Regions from separate parts of the Homo sapiens genome. Here region 1 is linked to region 2. Evidence: read pairs that join two places in POLR2A ChIA-PET (ENCODE). Cell type or tissue: PC-9. All regions are shown on one strand. Each heading gives the region's core, and the rest is flanking DNA. Links, peaks and the distances in the headings are about the cores only. Region 1 overlaps ENAH (ENAH actin regulator). Region 2 has its middle 23 kb from the start of SRP9.

What was found. ChIA-PET counts read pairs that join two places held together with the same protein. Peaks named below come from ENCODE experiments on the same cell type or tissue, not always from the same donor. Only the 100,000 strongest peaks of a DNase experiment are listed, where the experiment ranks them.
Region 1: POLR2A ChIA-PET joins it to region 2 with 15 read pairs; 10 of 35 experiments call an interaction of 5 or more read pairs at or near these places.

What each region holds. Positions count from the first base shown.
Region 1 is chr1:225,575,462-225,588,225 of GRCh38, forward strand. All of the region lies in intron 1 of ENAH (ENAH actin regulator), which reads right to left. Among named protein-coding and RNA genes, the nearest start is that of ENAH, 71 kb to the right of the region's middle. RefSeq lists an enhancer at 554-723. In PC-9, for the core only: no CTCF peak of the experiment used is centred there; a DNase peak (open chromatin) is centred at 3,330; H3K27ac peaks cover 684 bases.
Region 2 is chr1:225,748,428-225,761,191 of GRCh38, forward strand. No RefSeq gene overlaps it. Among named protein-coding and RNA genes, the nearest start is that of SRP9, 23 kb to the right of the region's middle. RefSeq lists an enhancer at 2,062-2,561. In PC-9, for the core only: no CTCF peak of the experiment used is centred there; a DNase peak (open chromatin) is centred at 7,014; H3K27ac peaks cover 1,329 bases.

The DNA of each region.
Region 1 (12,764 bases), core at 2,302-10,301, 170 kb before region 2:
GTCTTCCTCAACATTTATTTTTTCTTTAAAATACTTATTAAGCATGTAATGTGTGCCAGACATTATTCTACCATCCTAGTGCTGGGAGCACACTGGTGTTCAAAATAGTCTAAAACTACAGCAATAACACGCCTTCCCCTCTTCCTGACCTATCTGCCCCATTTTCATCTTCCCAGATACCTTCTAATTCTGATCTGTCCTTGAGAATTCAGAAACTCACCTCTTCTTGAAAGCTTTACACTCCCCCAAAACAAGAACTTATTTCCTGTGCTCTCACAATATATTGTGCATATCATCTCTACCAATATCAGATGTTAAACCCAGGAAGGACTGGCACTGTCTCTCTCCCAATTAAAGATTTGTGAGAGAAGTGGCCTGAAAAGTGGTGAGAGATACTAAGTATAAAAAGTAAACATCTGTAAACTTGGAGTAAGAGCCCTGAAATACGACAGTGAAAGCTTCCTTTTCTGACCTCCAATGCCCAAATGGACAATCTCTCCACTCCTCCCCTTCCCATCCACAAACCATACCACTAGCACTCTAAATGCTCAGAGCTCCTCAACTCATCACTCTGCACTGTTCTGCTCCCAGAGGTTGAGAATCAGCTGTGCAGCCTGGGCAACATAGCAAGACCCCCACCTCTACAGAAATGAAAAAACTTAAAAATCAGCTGGGCACAATGGCACATGCCTGTAGTCTTAAGTACTTGGGAGGCTGAGGTGGGAGGATCACTTGAGCCAGGAGTTCGAGGCCACAGTGAGTCATGATCATGTCACTGCACTCCAGCCTGCATGACAGAGTGAGACTCTGTCTCAAAAAAAAAAAAAAAAACCCAAAAAACAAAAAGAATCAGCTGTCTGTGACCAAATGTATTCATTATAATTGTACTTGTAAGTCTGCAATCTAAATATTATATAAATTGATATGTGAGTATACAGAAATACTATAAAAATTAAGTTAAATGTTTTGAAAAGTCTTTATCAAGGTAGGTCACTAAAAAGATCATACAAGTCTAACAGAATTCTGTATTCAGAATGCTTTGCATATGTCTAAGTTCTCTCTCCACTTCAAAGAAACCAAAGCTGAAACGTCATTATCTGCTGGGGCATGCTTTAGGAAGAAAAACAATATAGAGTTCTCATCACCAGACTAACACTAAAGAAAAAGCTTTACAGCAAAAGACTAGAGAATTAACACATATAACAGAGACTAGAGTATTTAAAGAGTGAGAGGCACCATAGGAGCAAGCACACAGAGGAACATCCATATGAAGAGGCAGCAAGAGGGCGGCCATCTGCAAGCCAAGGAGACAGGCCTCAGAGGAAACCAGCACCAGCCCTGCCAGCACATCAAGCTCAGACTTTTCAGAGCTGTGAGAAAGTAAATTTCTGGGCCAGGCACAGTGGCTCACACCTGTAATCCCAGCACTTTGGGAGGCTGAGGCAGGTGGATTGCTGGAGCCCAGGAGTTCAAGACCAGCCTGGGCAACATAACAAAACCCCACCTCTACAAAAAGTGCAAAACTTAGCTGGGCAGGGTGGCAGGCACGTGTAGTCCCAGCTATTCAGGAGGCTGAGGTGGGAGGATTACTGGAGCCTTGGGCCAAGATTGTGCCACTGCACTCCAACCTGGGTGACAGAGTTAAGACCCCATCTCAAAAAACTTTTTAAAAAACTTAAAAATCTGTTTAAGCTTCCAAAAATAAATGAAAAATAAATATTTAAAGTTATATGTCATTTTTAAGGATACCAAACTTGATTTCAACTAACTAACCACTATCACCAGTAGACCAAATTAGAAACTTATCTCCTTTGCCATTCCATTAAAAAAAGAAAGAAAAAATCTTGCTAAGAATCAGGAGAAAAAATTTGCTTGCTAGTTACAATTCGGTTCTGCCACAATGGCTGAGAGATTGAGGAATACAACAAAAACACTGTGAATGCCACTGACAAACAGCAGATGCAAATAACGGCAGCCTACAAAGTTATTTTCTGCAAGGCAAGAAAACCATCTGGAATGCAGCAGCACCAAATATGCAGAAAGGCAAAACTTCCTCTAAAGACCACACTTATGTTTCATTCATCTTTCTGAGAAATAGAATAATAAATAAAAGGTAAAAACATCAATATGGCACTATTAAACTCTTTGTCCTACAACACCTATATTCATGTGCAAAGTACAAATGCAGTCTAGTATAACTGATCCAGATTCACCAAAGAAAATGGTCAGTCTAAATGACCATCAAAAGCAAGATGGCATGATTTAAAAGAAAACATTTCAGCAAATCTATTGGGTCATTCTGCAGGATGAAAAAATCTCTTAAAATAGGGGAAAACGTTAAAGGTTAAATACAATAGTATGTAGAAAAAGTACTTTAGAGAATGTACCTACCACATGTAGTCATGTGTGCTTAGGAGTAATCTTTTTTTCAATAGGGAGTAATCTTTTTAGGGAGTAATCTTTTCTCAATAATTCTTATGGTACTATTTGACTTCAATCATGAATTCCTCTTACTTAAGTATAGAATCTGCAAAATTCAATAAATGTGACTCAGGCGGTAAAAAGAACCTGTCCCTATCTGCAACATACCTGGAGACAGAGAATAATAAAGACAATTAGAATGCACAATTTCCATATTCTTAGAACCATAAGAGAGACAGAGAAACTTGTAAAACTTACAAAAGCTCTGGAGACCGAAAAAAATAAAAAGAAACATTAACAGGCTGGATACAGTGGCTCTAACCTGCAATCCCAGCACTCTGAGAAGCCAAGGCAGGAAGATCACTTGAGCCCAGGAGTTAGAGATCAGCCTGGACAAAACAAAGTGAGACTCTGTCTCCACAAGATATGAAAAATAAAATAAATTAGCCAGGCACAATGGTGTGCACCTGTAGTCCCACCTACTTGGGAGGCTGAGGTAGAAGGACCACTTCAGCCCAGGAGTGCAAGGTTACAGTGAGCTATTACTGAGCCACTGCATTCCAGCTTGGGCGACAGAGCGAGACACTCTCTCTTAAAAAAGGAAGAAAAGAAAGAAATATTAACAAACTAGTAAGACTGAGATTATCTAGGGTGGGAACCTGCTCTGTGTGTGCAACTCTAGCTGGCCACATAATGACAAAGACAGCCTGCTGCTAAGCAGCACAGAAAAAATTCAAGCAATGCTCTTTCTTGTAATATGAAAGACTAATTAACAAAGATAAAGCAAACGTTACTTGGAAAAATTAAAACCAACAGTTTCAGAAGAATGCACTCTACAACTGTCTATAAATATTTCAGAGTATTGTTTAACTGTAGGCACAAAAAATCCTATCAATGAGGAAAAATCTTATCAGTGAATTACTATCTAATAGAGACTAACAGCTCCCCAGTTAGTCAGTTATAAAGAATCCAAATCTCTTGGTTTATGTTATGAAAGACCTAAATCCCAGAGACAATTAAGTGACATAAGCAGTTACTGAGCCAGTGTTGATACTAATAATACTACTAATAATAGTAAAAAATAAGGATATGTATATAGTACTTACTAAGTGCCATATATGGTTCTATGTGCTTTGCCTTTATTAATTCGCTTATTTCTTCAACAACCTTATGTGGTAGGTACCGTTAATATCCCCATTTTACAGATAGGAAATGGAGACACAAGAAGTGAATTAACTTGACTAAAGACATACTGTAGGGAGAGGCAGAAATGGGACTTAAAGCAGCCAGTCTGCTTCCAGGTCTGGACTTGCAACCACTCTACTAAAAAAAGAAAGATTCTGACTATAAACTATATTAGTTCCACAAAATTACCTCTTCACATATTTTCTATTATTTCCACATTATACTTCATGTTATATTTAATTTGAAGCTAAGAGGAAAGAATTTATTTGCTGAAATTTATGTTCTTTTTAGAAATAACCAAGGTTTATTTTAAAGGTTTCATTACTGAAGATACAATGTTAACCTATAACAAAAACATGTCTAGAATATCAGATTTTTTTAAGGCAGTAGGAAGAAACTTATTCATAAAATTAATACTCCAGGGAAAGTTTCCTTCAAATAGAATCTCAACTTTCTTCAAAGAATTACATGAAAGACAAAATCTGTGGGAAACATTTTAGACATCAAACTATAGATACAGATAGAGATTCACACAGACATGCACACAGAAACATGAAGAATAGAATAGCAGCTATCGTTCCATTATTTTATTTAAACTACTCCAACTTTGTTACTACACAATGTATGAGTTTAGCACATTACAGGACGCACATGAACTTTGAAATCTATTAGCCAATTAGAAGAATATGTCTTTACATCTTTCAAAAAGAATAGGTAAAAAGAAATAATATATTTTCAGTTATAAATATTTTCATCCAAGTCAGTGTAGAAAAATATTGACTAGAAAATTAAGATAAAACTTCAACCTAAAACTACAGAAAAAGAACCTTTCAATGTTTAAAGTTTTGTTATGTTCCTTTATTTGAGATGCTTTGCTGTTCTTCCTATGTAAGACATCACATAGCTTCCTAGTGGTAAACTTTGCTTTTAAAATTTCTCACCCTACTGTGTGATTCTGGTTCCTACTCTAAGTATACACTGTAAGAAATAAAAATTTATTATACCTTCTTCTTCTTCCCCACACCCTCAACTCATCAACAACAAAAAAATAGCTATTAATAATCTCCACACCTCCTAGTATTCATGCCCAGAGACTTACCTCTACTGAACAGAATATGGGAAAAAAAATACATATATATATATATGGAATGTCACTTCCAAGGTTAATTTACGAAGTGACTCTGGCTTCCATCTAGCTTGCCACCACCTTATGGAGAGGCCCACACGAGACAATTATCAGGAATAAAATGAGGCCCTCAGTCTAACAGCTGGCATGCAACTAAATCCAATCCATTAATGTGAATGAGCTTAGAAGCAGATCCTCCTCCCCCCGTGATGACTTCAGTTGAGACTGCAGCCCTGGCCAACATTTTGACTGCATTTATGAAAGACCCTGAGCTAGAGGAACCACCTAAGCCAAACCCAGAATCCTGACCCTCAGAAACTGTGTAATAAATACGTGACGTTTTAAGCCACTAAAACTTTGTGTAATTTATTGTGTGGCTATAAGTAACACACTACCCCTTCACTCCCTCGTGCCTGACCCCAAGACCTTAAACTACTTAAGATTGGGCCGGGTGCAATTCACGCCTGTAATCCCAGCACTTTGGGAGGCCAAGGTGGGTGGATCATTTGAGATCAGGACTTCGAGAACAGCCTGGCCAACATGGTGAAACCCTGTCTCTATTAAAAATACAAAAATTAGCCAGCCATGGTGTCTCGTGCCGTAATCCCAGCTACTTGGGAGGCTGAAGCCTGGGAGGGTGGAAGTTGCAGTGAGCCGAGATCGCATCACTGTACTCCAGCCTGGGCAACAGGGCGAGACTCTGTCTCAAGAAAAAAACCAAAAAAAAAAAAAAAAAAAGCCAAGATTACCTCAGATTTCATAAGCTCCGTGACTTTTAGCACACATATAGGCACACAGGGCTCAGATTCTTCGTCTGGCCACCCATCTTTTTTTAACTGGACTTGTAATTTTCAAAGATCAATTCCCAGTGCACCAGCAAACCTAAACCGTCATTCACAGCATGAGAGTTCACAAAAAGTACAGACATCTAGAAATGGTCACAGAAAAAAAAGAAAAATGTGGGAAAACACTTCACTTGGCAACACATACTTCCCTATCTTAATAAATTCTCCCATTAATAAGAAACTTTTCTCAGTAACTGAATAGATTATTTCACCTGTTTCCTGTAGTTCTTCTTTTCCTCACATTATTTTCATGAAGTTATATGGCAAAGCCTCTCAAAATACTTTCCAAGCACCGTAGAGTTAAAAATATCAAGTGTGGCTAATTTTAGCTATAAAGGCACCAGGCAGAGCCAAGTTAGACAGACGTGGAAATAAAAACGGGATGAAAGATGGAGTGGGAGTGGAGGGTGGAGGGTGAGCCACACTGACTTCTTATATTTTTATTTTGCAAGGTTATTAATTTCAATGAATGAATAGTGTCAGCAAAAGACAAGTACCATATGAGATCAAGAAAGAAAAACTAAAGCAGAATACTATAGAATCTCAATCTATTTTTCTCAAAATGTAAGCAGGGAGGGTTCTGCTTCTGGCCAAGTAATGGCCAACTTTCCAAATGACCCTCCCATAGATAAAACTATAAACTCTGGATTAAAATTAAAAAGAATTTTTTTCTGAGACAGGGTTTCACTCCGTCACCCAGGCTGGAGTGCAGTGGTGCTCACTGCATCCTCTACCTCCCAGGCCCAAGCAATCCTCCTACCTCAGCCTCCCAAGTAGCTGGGACAAACCACAGGCACGCACCACCACACCCAGCTAATTTTTTTTTTTTTTTTTAATTTTTGGTAGAGATGGGATCTCCCTATCTTGCCAAGGCTGGTCTCTAACTCCTGAGCTCAAGCAATCCTCATCTCTGGATAAAATTTATAGAACAACTATATGAAATGTATGGTTTGGATCTGTGTCCCTGCCCAAATGTCATGTCACTGTAATCCCCAATGTTGGGGGTGGGGCCTGGTGCAAGGTGACAGGATAATGAGGGTCGTCCTTTCTGAATGGTTTAGCAACATCCCCTTGGTGCTATTCCTTTGATAGTAAGTTCTCATGAGATCTGGTTGTCTTCCCCCCCTCTCTCTCTCTTGCTCCTGCTCCAGCCACAGGAAGTGCCAGCTCCCCCTTTGCCTTCCGCCATGACTGTAAGTTTCCTGAGGCCTCCCCGGAAGCCAGCATCATGATTCTTGTAAAGCCTATGGAACCGTAAGCCAATTAAACTTCTGTTCTTTATACATTACCCAAGCTCAGGTATTTATTTATAGCAGTGAAAAGAACGGACTAATGCAGGAAGGCACTGGAGAATGAGAAGAAGGGAGTCAACTCTTTTAAGAAAGGAATAATACGGGGAGAGTTCTCTGATGTTTACAGCTTTTAGCCTGACAACTGGTCCTGGTCTGTGCTACATGGGAGAGCTAAAACTCCAACAGAAACCCCCACAGACTTTCTAGCTTAAAGATAAAAGGATAGAGTTCAGGGCAATCCATAGCTGCTGCAAAATGAGAGGAAATTCCTGGGAGGAAAATGAGCCAGTGGGCAGGAAGGAACCCCAAATTCTGTATATAAACTCTGCCTAAATCTCTGGATGATCCCTGATCTACTCATGTGTAGGGCAGTTTCCAAGTAACTAAAAGAGCTGAACCAAAATATGACCCACTGCCTAAAAGACAGAATTTGCTGTTTTGAGTCCAACCAAGTTATACAGATCTGTGGGACAGTATCATTGGGGCTAACATATTAATATGTGTAAGAGTCTGGGACAACTCCCCACTCTCCGCAAAAAAGAGCAAAGCATATTCAATCTAAAAACAACCACAAGTAGGTATATCACAGTTGAAGACGAAGATACTTGAAATGGCTAGAGAAAAATGAAACTTTACATAAAGAAGAACAATAAATTGGATGACCACAGACATCTTCATATTGTACTGCAGAAACAAAAGAGAACAGAGACAATAAAACAACATCTTTAAAGAGCTCAAATACAAAGCTGCCAATCTAGAATTCCATATCCAGGGAAAATATTCTTTAAAAATGAAGGCAAATAAAGATATTTTAAGAAAAAAGAGGCCAGGCGAGGTGGCTCACACCTGTAATCTCAGCACTTTGGGAGGCTGAGGCGAGCAGATCACCTGAGGTCAGAAGTTCAAGACTAGCCTGGCCAACATGGTGAAACCTCATCTCTACAAAAATACAAAAACTAGCCAGGCATGATGGCGGGTGCCTGTAATCCCAGCTACTCAGGAGGCTGAGGTGGGAGAATTGCTTGAACCAGGAGGTGGAGTTGCAGTGAGCCAAGATCGCGCCATTGCACTCCAGACTGGGCGACAGAGGAAGACCCTGTATCAAAAAAAAAAAAAAAAAAAAGAGAGAGAGAATTATTCAAGTTGAAAGAAAATGGTACCAGACACTCAAATAGTCTGTAAGAAATGAAGAGCATTAGGCTGGGCGCAGTGGCACATGCCTGTAATCCCAGCATTTTGGGAAGCAGAGGCGGGTGGATCACCTGAGGTCAGGAGTTCATGACCAGCCTAACATGGTGAAACCCTGTCTCTACTAAATACAAAAAAAGTTAGCCAGGCATGGTGGCGCATGCCTGTAATCTGAGCTACCTGGGAGGCTAAGTCAGGAGAATCACTTGTACCTGGGAGGTGGAGGTTGCAGTGAGCCCAGATTGCACCACTGCACTCCAGCCTGGGCAACAAGAGCAAACCTCCATCTCAAAAAAAAAAAAAGAAAAGAAAGAAAGAAAAGAAATGAAGAGCATCAAAAATGGTAAATGTAGGCCGGGCACAGTGGCTCGCACCTGTAATCCCAGCACTTTGGGAGGCCAAGGCAGGCAGATCACTTGAGGCCAGGGGTTCAAGACCAGCCTGGCAAACATGGTGAAACGCCATCTCCACTAAAAATACAAAAATTAGCCAGGTGTGGTGGTGCACACCTGTAATCCCAGCTATTTGGGAGGCTAAGACACAAGCACTGCTTGAACCCGGGAGATGGAGGTTGCAGTGAGCCAAGATTGTGCCACTGCACACAAGCCTGGGCGACAGAGCAAGACTCTGTTTCAAAAACAAAAAAGGTAAATACAGGATAAATATAAATTGGACTGTGTTCTTTTAAGGTAAAACTTGTAACGTTATCTTAAGAAGTTTCAAATTATGCAGATAGGATATATCAGACAAATACAGCAAAACAAACTGGGGGGAACAAACCTAGAGAGTTGCAAGGTTTCTACATTTTATGCAAAGTGCTACAACATTAACTCTAAGTAAATGGTAAAAGTGAAAGCAATAACTAACAGGAGAGAGAAAATGCAAAGAGGTATAGCAAAAAAGTCAGTAGAAAAATTAAAATAGAATTCTAAAGGTATTCAATTTATCCCCCAAAAAGGCAGAAAAGGAATAACAAAGGACTGAAAACAGAAGGGACAAACAGAATACAAATATTAAAATGGTAGACTGAAGTCCAACCTCTCCATAATTACATGAAATGTTAATGACTAAACACTCTCATTAAAAGGCAGACATTAGATAATAAAGAATCAATTACATGCTGCCCACAGAGATGCACTTTAAATATACAGAAAGCAGGTAGGTTCAAAGTAAATAAACATTGGTAAGCAACAAGATCTTCAAAGTAACATAAAAAAAGGAACAAAGTAAATAAAATATTATATGTCATGAAAACAGTACCCATATAGTAATATCAGAATTGACACATTAGTATCAGATAAAGTAGACTTTTAAGCAGAGGAATTTTTCAAAATTATAAAATGGTCAATTCATCAGAAACAAGTAACAATCCTGAATGTACAGCCACCTAATCACCATCTCTAAATACATAAAGCAAAAACTGACAGAATTAAAGGGAAAAATCTCAGCACTTTGAGAGGCTGAGGCAGGTGGATCATTTGAGGTCAGGAGTTCAAGACCATCCTGGCCAACATGGTGAAACCATATCTCTACTAAAAATACAAAAATTAGCCAGGCAGTAGTGGCGTGTGCCTATAATCCCAGCTACTCAGGAGGCTGAAGCAGGAGAATCGCTTGAGCCTGAGAGGCAGAGGTTGCAGCAAGCTGAGCTCATGCCACTGCACTCCCATCTGGGCGACGGAGTGATACCCTGTCTCAAAAAAAAAAAAAAAAAAAAAAAAAAAAAAAACAGAGAAAGAGAAAAAGACATTTTCACAGTATTAGTTGTAAATTTTAACACCCCCTTAAACTGATAAAACTAGACAACAGAAGTACACAAAAAAATTTGCAAGCACATAGAATAAATGAAGGTTATTAACCACTTTGACTCATTTGATATTTTAAAGACACTATACATAATAACTGCAGAATACACATTCTTTTCAAGTACATCTATAATCACCAAGATAGATGATATGCTGGGCCATAAAAAAAAATTGAATAAATTGCCCAGGTGCAGTGGCTCATGCCTATAATCCCAGCACTTTGGGAGGCCGAGGCAGGTGGATCACCTGAGGTCGGGAGTTCGAGACCAACCTGACCAACATGGAGAAATCCTGTCTCTACTAAAAAAATACAAAATTAGCCGGGCGTGGTGGTGTGCACCTGTAGTCCCAGCTACCCAGAAAGCTGAGGTGGGAGAATTGCTTGAGCCCAGGAGGCTGAGGCTGCAGTGAAGCATGTCTGTACCACTGCACTCCAGCCTAGGAGACAGAGTGAGACCCTGTGTAAAAAATAATAATAAATAAATAAGAAAAAAATCATGAGATGCAGCTAAAGCAGTGACGAATGGGAAATTTATAGTTGTGAATGCATATATGAGAAAAGAAAGGCCTAAAAGCAAAGACTTGAGCTTCGTTCTTAAGTTAGAAAAGAATGGGCATGGCGGCTCACGCCTGTAATCTCAGCATTTTGGGAGGCCAAGGTGGAAGAACTGTTTGAGCCCAGGAGCTTGAGACCAGCCTGGGCAACAAGGTCAGACTCTTAACTCTATAAAAAATTTTAAAAATTGGCCAGGCATGGCTGCGTGCACCCGTAGTCCCAGCTACTTGGGAAGATGAGGCTGGAGGATCAGCTGAGCCAAGGAACTCAAGGCTGAGGCATAAGAATCGTTTGAACCCGGAAGGCGGAGGCTGCAGTGAGCCGAGGTTGCACCACTGCACTCCAGCCTGGGAGACAAGCTCAAAAAAAAAAAAAAAAAGGAAGAAAAAGAGGAGAAGGAGGGGGAAGAAAAGAGGGGAGAGGAGGGGGAAGGAAAAGGGAAAAGTAGAGGGAAAAGGAAGAAAGAAATTGATATATGAAGCTCCTCACAAACAAAACTCCAGGCACATGGTTTCACTAGTGAATTGTGTCAAATAGCTCAGGAAAAAACAGCCCTGATATTATATAAACTCTCAAAAAAATAAAGAAGAAAACATTTCCAGCTTGATTCATGAGACCAGCGTGATCCCAACATGAAAGCCACACAAAGATATTACAAATAAAGAAAATCATATTATCCTTAAATAATACACAAAATTTCTTAACAAAATAGTATCAAAGTTGGCAATATTAAAATACTAACACATCATGACAAAGTAGGGTTTATTCCAGGAATGCAAGATTGGTTTAACATCTGAAAATCAAGGTAATTCACCGTAACAGAATAAAGGAGAAGAACAACGTAATGCAAAAGAGGCAGAAAAAGGCCGAGCATGGTGGCTCACCCGTTATCCCAGCACTGTGAGAAGCCAAGGCAGGCGAACCACTTGAGGGCAGGAGTTCGAGACCAGCCTGGCCAACATGGTGAAACCCTGTCTCTACTAAAAATACAAAAAGTAGCCAGGCGTGGTGGCACGTGCCTGTAGACCCAGCTACTCAGGAGGCTGACCATCTCAAAAAAAAAAGAGGTGGGGGTGGGGTTGGCTGGGGGACAGAAAAAGCAGGGATAAAATGCAACATCTGTCTTGACAAAAACTCTCAGAAAAGTAGGAAGAGAAGTGATTTCCCCTAATGTGATAAAGATCATATATTAAAATATCTAGAACATCATACTTAATTTTGAAATACTGAACTCCTTCCCCCTAAGGTCAGGTAGAAGGCAAGGATTAACCACTTCTATTCAACATTGTATTGGTGGTCCTAGCCTTTGCACTAAGGCAAAGAAAGAAAAGGAAAAAAAAGAAAGGACAGAAAGGGAAAATAGCCTCTACTTGCAGATGACGAATTGCTGCTTATGGAAAATCCTAAGGAATCTACAAAGCAGCAAATTAGTAAGTGAATTTAGCAAGGTCACAGGATTCAAGTTTAATTTAAAAAATCAGTTGCATTTTTTATATAGTAGCAACAACAAACCAGAAAAATAAAGTTTTAAAAACTGCATTTGCAATAGCACCCAAAAAAGAAAATCTTCATAATATCATGCGTAAAATCTTTATGCTGAAAACTAAAAAACACTGGTAAGAGAAATTTTAAAAAACTTAAACATATACAATGTTCATGGATTGGAAGCCTCAATATTGTTAAGATGTCAAGTCTCTCCTAAATTAATCTACAAGTTAAATGCAATCACAATGAAAATCCCATCAAGCCATTTTTGTAGAAATTGACAAACTAATTATAATATTCATATGGAAATTCAAAGAGCACAGAATATCCAAAACAACAACAAAAAAAGAATAATGATAGAAGACTAATAGTATCTGATTTCAAGATTACAAAGCTACAGCAATTAAGAGGGTATGGTAGTGGCCTCAAAAATAGACAAATATATCAATGAAACAGGACAGAGTCCAGAAATCAACACATATAAAGACAACTAATTTTTTAAAAAGACGTCAGTGGAGAAAAGATAATCTTTTCAATAAGTGGTGCTGGAACAACTGGATATGCATGCAGAAAAAAAATCTCAATGCATACCTCACACCATACAAAAAAATTATTCAAGATATATCGATTTAAACCTAAAAGCTAGACCCATAAACTTGGAGAAGGAAACCTAGGAGAAAAATCATCACAGGAAGGCAAAAGCTCTTCTCAATAATTACAGGGAAAAAAGGCAAATTAAAATTTTCTCCCATAAAAAGACACTTTTAAGAAAATGCATAGAGTATATAAATTTTTTCTCAATAAAGCTGTTACAGGAAGAAAGAGAGGGAGGAGGGGAAAAGGGAGAGAATGCATACATAG
Region 2 (12,764 bases), core at 3,045-11,044:
GTTGGTCAGGCTGGTCTCAAACTCCTGACCTCAGGTGATCCGCCTGCCTCAGCCTCCCATAGTGCTGGGATTACAGGCATGAGCCACCGCGCCGGGCTGGTTCTTCCTTCTAAGAAGCCTCCAGAGCTCCCTGCCTGTGTCTTTCTGAGAGTCGGTCAGATGCCCCTCTTTCATTTCCCTCCATTCCAAGGCCAAGATTTCTCATCCTCATTTCACAATCGGGAAAGTCAAGACCCATGCCGCAGGCTGGCCTGCCAGGCAACTGGCCCGAGGTTTACACACACTCAAAGATGCAGCCGAAGATTTGAAAATCCCCCTGGCACATCCGTCTTCATGCACTGAATGTATTCATTGAGGTTTTAATTGTTCAGAGCACTCTTGGAAGCGGCCGAGTCCAAAGAGAATTGGAGGCTGGCAGACACGGTGCTGGGGCTTTCTCTGGATCGTATTGGTGAGACAGGATACTGTGGCATGCTAACTTAGCAGTCAGCAAACTGTTTTTGTAAGGGCCCAGATAGTAAATAGTCAGTATTTTAGGCTTTATAGGCCAAATACTGTCTTTGTCACATTTTCTTCTTTGTTTTTGGTTGTTTGTTTTTGAGATGGAGTCTCGCTCTGTCGCCCAGGCTGGAGTACAGTGGTGCCATCTCAGCTCACTGCAAGCTCCACCTCCTGGGTTCACGCCATTCTCCTGCCTCAGCCTCCCGAGTAGCTGGGACTACAGGTGCCCGCCACCACGCCCTGCTAATTTTTTGTATTTTTAGTAGAGACGGCATTTCACCGTGTTAGCCAGTATGGTCTCGATCTCCTGACCTCGTGATCCGCCCACCTCGGCCTCCCAAAGTGCTGAGATTACAAGTGTGGGCCACCGCGCCTGGTGTTTTTTTGTTTGTTTTTTGTTTTTTGTTTTTTTAACTATGGTATAGCTGGGCATGGTGGTTGGTGCCTGTAGTCCCACCTACTTGGGAGGCTGAGATGGGAGGATTGTTTGAGCACAGGAATTTTAAGCTGCAGTGAGCAATGATCACACCACTGTACTCTAGCCTGGTCAACAAAGTGAGACCCTGATTCTAAAACAAACAAAAACCAAAAAAAGCCAGGCTGGATGCAGTGGCTCACACCTGTAATCTCAGCACTTTGGGAGGCTGAGGTGGGCGGATCACTAGGTCAAGAGATCGAGACCATCCTGGTCGACATGGTGAAACTCTGTCTCTACTAAAAATATAAAAATTAGCTGGGCATGGGGTCGCATGCCTGTAGTCCCAGCTACTCGGGAGGTTGAGGCAGGAGAATCGCTTGAACCCAGGAGACGGAGGTTGCAGTGAGCTGAGATTGTGTCAACTGCACTCCAGCCTGGTGACAGAGCAAGACTCTGTCTCGGAAAAAAAAAAAAAAAAACAGACCATACCATGGCTAGATTTGGCCTGTGGGCATAGTTGGCTGACCCATCTGCTAGATGAATAGATACAAGATCCAGATTTGGTAAAATGTAAACACTTTAATCCAGGACAAAGCAGTCTTCATGCACATGAGACAGTACTATAATGCCTCTGTTAGACTCCTAGCTCTGCCACAGACTGGCTATACAATCCTGGACAAGTTACTTAACCTCTCCAGCCCTCAGTTAGCTTGTCAGTGAAACTAGAATGATAATTGAAGCTCCCTTATAGAGTTACTATGAAGATTAAATGAGATAGTGCACAGAAAGCTCTTGGTACGGTGTCAGGCACATGGGAAGATCACAGTAAATGTTAGCCTCTACATGGATCAGGAATGAAGGAATCCCGAGGAAGACACCATCAAGGTTGAAGCTGCTGGAACTCCAAGATGAGGTTACATTCAAATGTGTTTTCTCAACCAGGAAAGCCTCTGGAAGCATGGGGGCTGTTAAGAGCAGATTGCACATTGCTTGGTCCCCTTGCCCTGGGCTCCCGGGTAGGCAGCCAGAAACCCCTGAGCAAACTGGTATTAGCTCAACTGTTTGAACCCTGACAATTCAGCCCGCTGCTCCCCCTGCCCCTTGGCCTGGAGCTTCCATGCAGGGAGAGGCTGCCACCCACCAGATAGCGTTCCCACCAGGCAGAAGTCAGGGTGGCCAGATGGTCAGGAGGGGCAGATGACAGGGGAAGCCACAAGAAAGAGAGCCTGTGGCTAGATCAGAGGTGCTGAAGCCAGCCCCAGAGCAGGACAGTCACCTGCTGTCCACAAACATCCTGCTGAGGGAAGTTCTTCTTTGCCCCGATGGGTGTGATAGTTGGCAACGTGGCTAGAAACAGACTGACAGCTGTGCTCACCCTGGCTCCTTGGCAGACATTGGAGAAATCAAGGATAGAGATGAGGATTCTGATACTCTCCCCTCAACACTGGAAATGAAAGGAAGCCTCCCAGCCCCCAAGTCCTCCCCAGTCTGTCAGCAGCATTTATGGAAGGCCCACTGTGTGCAAAGCCTGTACAATCAGGAGGGAGTTAAATGGGAAATTGAGGACCAGGCTCCACATGCCCATGGAGGGCTCGTGTGGAGCCTAAACATGAGACTGGCTCTCGAACACTTGCCAGGCGAACAGGATGGAGCCTGGATGTCCCAGCCAGCTCCACCACTGGCAGCAACTCCTTACAGGGTCACTAGGCCCTGACTGAAAGGGCACCAGCTGGCCGGGTAGTGGGTGGGTATACATTTGGTTTTAGAGAAAAACAACCACAGATCCAATTTCAAGGCTTTGAGTCTCACCAACCCCTCCTTCCAGTCTTTTCTGAATAGCGGCATTAACTGGGACCCCGAAGAAGGGAGGTGGGAAGCAGACACCCAGCAGGGCTCTGCAGGAATCTCCCTGAGCCCCACACCCAGGTCCTGCTGTCTGCACAAGGGGCAATCATGACTTTCTTCTGTGGCAGGGAGACAGTGGAATCTGTAGGAGGTTCCAGACCCAGCGACGACCAAGCCTGGGTGGTTCTGACACCAAGAACAAAACGCCTGCAAGATCCACACTGGGAACTCAACCAAGAAGAAAGAAAAGAACAAACAAGATCAATTTCTTCCCCACAGGAGCCAGAATTTTCCTAAGTCTCTACGAATGTTCAGAGACATCTTTATCTCTTGCAGGAACTCTACCTCCTCTCCTGTCTCACCTCCTCCTGAAAAAAGAGACAAAGTCCCACTCCCATCAAAACACCTCTGAGGTGTCAGCTTCAAATGATTTATGAATTACTTCTCCCAGCCTGGGTTAGCTTCAAAACTGGGAATGGGTCAGGGTGTCAGCATGGGAAGAACCTTTAAGAATGTCAGGCTTTTAGAGCCTCAAAGCCACAAATCTCTCAAATGGTGCCCTCTCCAACCCTGGGCACTAGGTCCGATGAGCAGGGGATGGAGGCATATTTGGACAGGGGCCTGCATCTGAGACCAGCCCCTGATACCAAACCAAATGTGTCTCTTGTATTTTTAACTGCAAGCTCCCACCACCCTGAGTGAGTTTTTCCCAAAGCAGTGGTGTCACAAGCAGCCATTCAGTTGGCCTTTGCAGTCATGCTGACCCAGGGGTACTTGGTCTTCATCGGATTCTCAGTCTAAGCATCAATCCTCTGACAGAGGGACCTACCCCAGGCACTTCCAGCTCAGCAGAAAGCACCCTGAGCTAATAAAGGAAGATATAATTTAGAGGTCATGCCCCAAAGCCAGCTATTTCTGACTGCAGATCCAGCTCCAACTAAAGCCAAGCCAAAAATTAACATTATTTTGCATTTTAAACAACTTACTAGTCTTTCAAAGGGTACTGATTGGTGAACAGCAATTTACAATGAAGTAATCAGTTGCAAACTACCAATAATTGCTATCACTTCAAGTGTGAGTTTTTCCCCTCCCCATTTTCTTCCCCCTGTTCTGTCTCTGTTTTTAAACCAACAAATATTTATCAACCTTCTTTTAGACAAGGTGTGAGCTAGGAGCCATGAGAGATAAAAAGATGCGGCTGCCAAGTATTTGCATGTGAGATATTCATAGTCTGGCTAGGGTAGTAACATGGTACACATGGGGAAAATAACCAAATGTCAAAAGACTGATAGGTGATGAATGTTGACTCTGTAAAAGTGAAAGTTACATAGAATGTTCAGGGAGCTTGATTTTAAGTTGCCTGAGGGTTGTAAACTACTTTCCAGTAAGGTGTTTTCCTCTACCAGTGCTTCCCAAACATAAAAGTCTATAAAATGATTTTTTTTTTTTTTTTTGAGACAGAGTTTCACTCTTGTCGCCCAGGCTAGAGTGCAATGGCACGATCTCAGCTCACTGCAACCTCTGCCTCCTGGGTTCAAGCGATTCTCTTGCCTCAGCCTCCCGAAATAGCTGGGATTACAGGCACCTGCCACCATACCCAGCTAATTTTTTTGTATTTTTAGTAGAGACGGGGTTTCACCATATTGGCCAGGCTGGTCTCGAACTCCTGACCCTGTGATCCGCCCACCTTGGCCTCCCAAAGTGCTGGGATTACAGGCGAGAGCCACTGCACCCAGCAGTTTTTTTTGTTTGTTTGTTTTTATTTTTGTTTTTTGAGACAGGGTCTCGTTCTGTTGCTCAGGTTGAAGTGCAGTGGCACAATCTTGGCTCACTGCAACCTCCATCTTCTGGGTTCAAGTGATCCTCCAACCGCAGCTTCTTGAGTAGCTGGCAATATAGGCACTCGCCACCACACCCAGCTAATTTTTGTATTTTTTGTAGAGACGGGGTTTCACCATGTTGCCCAGGCTGGCCTTGACCTTCTGGGCTCAAGTGATCCTCCTGCCTCAGCCTTCTGAAGTGCTGGGATTACAGACATGAGACACTGCACTCATCTATAAAATGTTGATACGAGTTCTATGAAAAAAATGTTCTGGCCAGGTGAGGTGGTTCATGCCTGTATTTCCAGCACTTTGGGAGGCCAAAGCAGGATAGTGGCTGGAGCCCAGGAGTTGAATCCAGGAGATCAGCCTGGGCAACACAGTAAGACTCTCTCTACAAAAATGTAAAAAACTAGCCAGGTATGGCGGTACACACAGGTGGTCCCAGCTACTTGGGAGGCTGAGATGAGACGATCACTTGAGCCCAGCAATTTGAGGCTTGCAGTGAGCCATGTTTGTGCCACTACACTCCACTGTACTCCAGCCAGAGTAAAAAAAAAAAAAAAAAAAAGACAGATTTCTTTTCTTTCCTTTTTTTTTTTTTTTTTTTGAGGCGAGTCTCACTCTGTCACCCAGGCTGGAGTGAAATGGCGCGATCTCGGCTCATTGCAGGCTCCGCCTCCCTGTTCACGCCAGTCTCCTGCCTCAGCCTCCCAAGTAGCTGGAACTACAGGCGCCTGCCACCACGCCCTGCTGCTTTTTTGTATTTTTAGTAGAGGCGGGGTTTCACCGTGTTAGCCAGGATGGTCTCGATCTCCTGACCTCATGATCTGCCCACCTTGGCCTTCCAAAGTGCTGGGATTACAGGTGTGAGCCACCGCACCCGGCCAAGAAAAGCAGATTTCTTTATCACACAATGTTGCAGAGCCTCCAAGAGCCAAAGTGCATTGTGAATCTGCACAAGACTATGAATGTATGCAGCAGATTCCAGATTTAACCATGAAATAGCCCCTCCTCCATGCCCTTTTTCTCATAAGCAATACAAATTAGCATCTTTCTAGAATTGTAGTCCCAGAGAGTCTAAATAGTCTGCTTAGATGGCAAAAAAAAAAAAAGGGTGCTCAAGCCTCACTTTCTCCAACATTTTCCCCAAAAGTCCAGCCCATAGTGGATCTCTTTTCCTTAGATTTTCAAAAGAACTTTGGTATCGTCAATTTAGCACCCAACTCCCGTCTGTCTTCTGCTTGTTTATATAGTTCCATGTCACTCATACCACCCCAGCTTGGTGCAGAACATATAGCAAGTGCTCACTAACGACAAATTACATAGTTATTAAATATGCTTTTTAAAATATTTATTTATTTATTTATTTTGAGACGGAGTCTAGCTCTGTCACCCAGGCTGGAGTACAGTGGCATGATTTTGGCTCACTGCCACCTCCACCTCCCAGGTTCAAGTGATTCTCCTGCTTTAGCCTCCTTAGTAGCTGAGATTACAGGCGCGCACTACCATGCCCGGCTAATTTTTGTATTTTAGTAGAGAGAGGGTTTCACCATGTTGGTCAGGCTGGTCTTGAACTCCTGACCTCAGGTGATCTGCCCTCCTTAGCCTCCCAAAGTACTGGGATTACAGGCATGAGCCACCACATGGGGCCTAAATATGGTTCTTATCTGCTTCTTTTTTTTTCTTTTTTTGAGATGGAGTCTTGCTCTGTCTCCCAGGCTGGAGTGCAGTGGCGTAATCTCGGCTCACTGCAAGCTCTGCCTCCTGGGTTCGCGCCATTCTCCTGCCTCAGCCTCCCGAGTAGCTGGGAGTACAGGCACCTGCCACCGCGCCTGGCTTTTTTTTTTTTTTTTTTTTTTTTTTTTTTTTGTATTTTTAGTAGAGACAGGGTTTCACCACTTTAGCCAGGATGGTCTCAATCTCCTGACCTCGTGATCCCAAAGTGCTGGGATTACAGGCGTGAGCCAACGCGCCCGGCTTATCTGCTTCTTATCTCGGGTAAGAGCAGAGCCTGGACTCTGGAGCCCGGAGTGCAGATACTGGCTCTGGCTTATCAACTGTGCAACTTTGGGAAGTTACTTAACCTCTCTGTTTCGTCATTTGTACCTTAGAATGTTGCTGTGAGCGTTAAACTACAGTGCCCAGCACACAGTAACAGTTTAATAGATGTTAGCTGTTTTTATTGCTACTCCTAAGTGTGTTCTACACCTGGTCACCAAGCAAAGGACAGAGCATGGCCAGTGCATGGAGAATCAGATTTCAAGGGCAGCCCATAACATGCTCACAAAACACAGGGATATTGTTTGTTTATCTCTTCTAAGATCTCAAGGCACTTAAAAGTCTCAACTTATCAGTTTTCACAGGACTTTCCTGACATAGGTTGGAATCCATTATAGTCACCCTAGGGAGGGGTTAATGACCTGCTCAAGGTTACTTGCCAGGGTCAACCACAGGCTAGGAATAGAAATTGGCTCTGCAGTCACCCCTTTGTCTTAGTAACTTCCTCCCTATGTGGTTTTGGCAAAGACAAAACACCCAGGAGTGATGCAGCAACTGGAATGAAGGTCAAAGAACAGCATCTGGGTTTAGCACGGCCTTGATGAGGCCTTTTTTCCCTTCATCCTCCCACAAGCAGGCTTGTATATCCAGCAGCCTCCTGTCCCTCTTTAAGCACCTCAAAATAGTATTCCTTGACCTCCTTTCATCCAGGAGATGCCAAGGAGGGCAACGCAGATGCATCCGAGATGCCAAAGAAAGGCTTTCACACACAAAGTGACTCCCTGCCCTTGGATGTGTTTGCATCCTCACATCCTTCTCATCCCTACGTTCCTACTACTGCAGTCACACCAGCTCCTAGGCTCTGCCTTGGACAGAACCCAGTTTCCTGGAAGGAACAAGTTCTCTGCAGTCGGCCCCCTGCCCCAGCATCCAGGGACCACATTGGCCACAGTCCTATTTACAGCTTCCAAAGCAGTCAAGTACAGAAAGCCATGTAACAAAGCGTCTGAGAAGACCTATCCTGGTGTGTGTTTTCAATCACCCCTCTGCCTTCCCTCTCCAGTTACTCAGATCTCCTTGCTTTCAAAATGAGAACAGTGAATTATTTATGGAGTAACATACTGCACTCAGGGTCTCCCATGATCACGCAGATTGTGACCGCCCTGGGGAATTTACTGCCTAAGTCATTCGGAGAGAATGGGCAAATGGGGCATAAGGTGGCAAGTAAGTGACAGTGACATAAGTTGGGGCTCCCTGGCCCTACGACTGGTTGGGAGAAGTGGTATGAGGAGGTGACAGAGGACAAAGGGAGAGTCTGGTCTTCCTAAATCCCTGGTGGTAGCGATATGGAAGCAGGTGGGAAAAATATAATGAAAATATAAAAGAAACAATGAATTCCTGACCAAGCTGTCAGATAACCTCTGTTGTCACAACACAGGCCTGGAGTGACTACTGGGGAACCAAAACGTTCAGCTCTCTGCTTATGGTGAGAAGCATGCATAGGTAGATGACGGCTAGCAGTCTATCCAGGGCTGAGACCCCAAGCCTAGGGATTCTATCCTTCATTACCCACTTATTACCTCCAGCACCACTGGCCACTTCCTTCTTCTTCTTCTTCAATTTCTTTTTTTTTTTTTTTGAGATGGAGTCTTGCTCTGTCACCCAGGCTGGAGTGCACTGGGGCAATCTCGGCTCACTGCAACCTCTGCCTTCTGGGTTCAAGAGATTCTCCCACCTCAGCCTCTCAAGTAGCTGGGATTATAGGCACCCGCCATCATGCCTGGTGAATTTTTGTATTTTTAGTAGAGACGAGGTTTTGCCATGTTGGTCAGGTTGGTCTTTAACTCCTGACCTCAGGTGATCTGCCCAGCTCGGCCTCCCAAAGTGCTGGAATTACAGGCGTGAGCCACTGCGCCTGGCCCAGTTCCTTTTTTCATACAAACGTTTTGCTCATTATTTCACTTGCAGGGCTTCCTGACTGCTCTTTATTGCTCTTTTTGTAGAGAATATCAAGAGGTATCTTTCCCTGGGTCTCTGACTTCTAACGTCTTACAAAATATGGCAGAATAGAGAAGAGATATACACAGTGCTGATTTTACAAGGGAATGTGCTAGAATGTTGTCCTGGAACTATGTTCTTATGCCACCCTAGAACAATGTTTCAAAATCTAATGTTTAACACTGATATTTAATATTCACATCAAATAATAAAAGCTGTTTATTTGCATTTATATACATTTTAAATACTTTCCTATATACCTTATTTTATCGAATTTAAGATAGCACCAATATAAGTGGTACTTTTTACTTTTGTATTCCATCAAGAGAAACAAAGCTTCATTGGTTGTAAGATACACCCTGATTTCAGAGATATTAAAGTGGGAAAAATGCACACCTTAGAATTTATCAAAATTATGCTGAAAGGAATCTCATTTTCCTCAAGTTCTTGCCATAAATCAGAGAACACCACCCTATGTCTCTCCAAGTCTGATGTAAGGCAGCCTCCTTTAGAGCTGATATCACAGAAGAAAATTAGGAGAAAGAAAAGCAAGGGGCTAGATGCGGTGGCTCATGCCTGTACTCCCAGCACTTTGGGAGGCCAAGGCGGGAGGATCATTGAGCCCAGGAGTTCGAAACCAGCCTGGGCAACAAAGGGAGACCCAGTATCTACAAAAAATAAAAAAATTAGCCAGGTGTGGTGGCATGCGCCTGTGGTCCCAGCTACACAGGAGGGTGACGCAGGAGGATCTCTTGAGCCCAGGAAGTTAAGGCTGTAGTGAGCCATGTTTGTGCCACTGCACTCCAGCCTGGGTGACAAAGCAAGACTGTCTCAAAAAAAAAAAAAAATAAAAGAGGAAAAGAGAAAGGAAAGGAGAGGAGAGGAGAGAAGAGAGGAGAAGAGGGGAGGGGAGGGGAGGGCATGGGAGAGGAGAGGAGGAAAAAGAAAAGAAAAGAGAAAAGCAAAGCAAAGCAAAGCAAAGGGTGAGATGGGTTTAGTGTGCAGATGTATGAGATACTTTATGGGTAACCGTGTCTATTCGTCACACCTCTGCTTCCTGGGTCTGCTGAATCTTTCAGCTCATTATCAATGGAGAGGAATCAGGGCGAGGTTACAGGGAGAGGTGCCGTAGTCCACACCTGCAGCAGCACATGGACGGTGCCATGGAAATGCTTCCAGCAGTGGTCTGGGCAAAGGTTTCACGCAGAAGAGATTTGACCTGAGTGTGAAGGGTGGGAAGGCAAAAGCATCTCGGGATGGAACAAATGCAAGAAGACAGGAAAACAAGCAGCCTGAGGGGGCGGTGATGACTGCCTCTTTAGTGACAGCGGACAGTGGGCAACAAAGCTGGGCCAGACTTTGAGGTTGTACACAAATGGTTAAGGATTTTGGACCATCTTATGCTGGCAGTGGGCCACCAAAAGTTTTTCAAGCGTGGGAATAATTGATGCAAAACAGTATTTCAGGGGAAAAAAAAAACACAACAGCATTTCAGAAAAAAATGAAAACCAGAATTTCCAGAAGATAAATTGGCAGTTCTGTATATAGTGAACTCAGTGAGAAGAGGCAAAAGTTGAAGGGACTAATGAAAATAAAAACTACCATTTATTGAGTGTGCTATTGACAGAAATAGAATTTTTTTTTTCCTTGAGACAGAGTCTGGCCCCATCACCCAGGCTGGAGTGCAGTGGCGTGATCTCTGCTCACTGCAGCCTGCACCTCCTGGGCTCAAGTGAGCCTCAGCCTCTCCAGTCTCAGCCTCCCAAGTAGCTGGGGCTAGAGGCATGCGCCACCACACCTGGCTAATTTTTGTATTTTTAGTAGATATGGGGTTTCATCATGTTGGCCAGGCTGGTCTCAAACTCCTGGCCTCAAGTTGCCTGCCCTCCTCAGCCTCCCAAAGTGCTGGGAATACAGACATGTTGCCGTGGCTCCTGGCCAAGAAACAGAAAATTAAAAAAAAGAGCTGTTTTGAGATAGCAGTGTTAGAGATAATCAACTTAGATGATAAATTTGACAAAATAGAAGACATAGCCATTAAGTGGGTGGAGATACAGAAATGATGCTGGGAAAAAAAGGATAGAAAATCAGATTTAGGAACCATTTTCATAGAGGTGAACTTGAGCCGAGGGGTTCTAAAGTCATGAAAAAAGATGAGATTTAGCCTGGTATGGTGGTGCACACCTGCTGTTCCCAGCTACTAGGGAGGGTGAAGTGAGAAGATGATGTGAGCCCAGAAGTTTGAGGTTGCACTGCATAATGATCACGCCCGTGAATAGTCATTGCCCTCTAGCCCGAGCAACATAGCAAAACCCCACCTCTAAAACAAAAAAAGAACAGGCCAGGTGCAGTGGCTCATGCCTGTAATCCTAGCACTTTGGGAGGCCGAGGCAGGCAGATCACCTGAGATCAAGAGTTCGAGACCACCCTGACTAATGTGGTGGAACCCCATGTCTACCAAAAATACAAAAATTAGCCAGGTGTGGTGGCATGAGCCTGTTATTCCAGCTACTTGGGAGGCTGAGGCAGAAGAATTACTTGAACCCAGGAGGCAGAGGTTGCAGTGAGCTGAGATCACGCTACTGCACTCCAGCCTGGGCCACAGAGCAAGACTCCGTTGCAAAGAAAAAAAAAAAAAAAAAGATGAGATTTAGCAAGAAGAAACTTTAGGACCTCAATTAAGAACAAAATTTTTAATTACAAAATATTTCACATATGCAGAATAGTACAGAGAACAATAATATATAACACTCCATGCCTACCACCCAGATATTCCAATGTCATTCTTTTGATATATTTGCTTCAGATTCTTTTTTATATTTTTTTCCTAAAGGAACAACAAACATTACAGATACAATTGAGGCCATCTCCATTCCCTTCTCTCCTTCACTACAGATATGTACTATCCTTCTATTGCTCTGTGACCCTTCTAATTATTTTTGTACTCTTATGACATAGAGAGAGCCAAAATATTATGCTAGGTGTAAATTAGGTATGGGCTTGGTGCAGTGGCTCACGCCTATAATCCTAGCACTTTGGCAGGCCAAGGCAGGAAGATTGCTTGAGCCCAGGAGTTCGAGACAAGACTGGGCAACATGGCGAGACCCTGTCTCTATAAAAAAATTAAAAATTAGCCAGATGTGGGGGTATCCACCTGCGGTCCCAACTACTCTGGAGCCTGAGGTGGGAGGATGGCTTGAGCCCAGGAGGTCGAGGCTGCAGTGAGCTATGTTCACACCACTACACTCCAGCCTGGGCAACAGAGTGAGACCCTGTCTCAAAAAAAAAAAAAATATGTACATGATATATGTCCATATTCTTTTTAAATTTACTTTTCTTTTATTCAATATTCATATATTTTAGAAATTCATCCACAATTATATATGTGTATATATACAGGAATATGTGAAGTACATTCATTTTAACTTCTATATAGTATGCCATTACATTAATATGTCGTGAAATATTTCTCCATTTTTTCTAGTTTTAGCTTTTATAAACAATGTTGTAATGGACAGCCAAGTGTATATTCCAAGCATATGTGCACACTTGCCCAAGAGTTTCTGAGGGGTATAGAGTCCACATTTCTTCTCTTTCTTTTGAGCCAGGGTCTCACTCTGTCACCCAGCCTGGAGTACAGTGGCGCCATCATGGGTCACTACAGCCTCAACCCCCCAGCTCAAGTGATCCTCACGCCTCGGGCTCCCTAGCAGCTGGAACTACAGGCATGTGCCACCGCATTTCGCCTTGTTGCCCAGGCTGGTCTCAAACTCCTGAGCTCAAGTGACCTGCCTGCCTCGGCCTCCCAAAGTGCTAGGATTACAGGTGTGAGCTACCCCACCTGGCCTGGATATACACATTTCTAACAGATAATACCAAATTGGTTTCTAAGTGCATGAATTCTACTCTACATCTCCATGAATACTTATATTGCCAGATTTCTAATTTTTGCTAATCCAACAGGCATAAATTATTGTCTTGTCCTCTAATTTGCATTTTTTGATCACCACTGAGTGTGGACATTCTCATTTGGGTCCCTTCTTCTAGGAATGAAATTGCTTACTGTAATCTTTGTCCTTAGTTTCTATGAGGTTGAGGGTCTTTTTTCTTTTCTTTCTTTTTTTTTTCTTTTACTGAGTTATAGGAGTTCTTTATGTATTTTGGATAGGAATCTTTTGTCA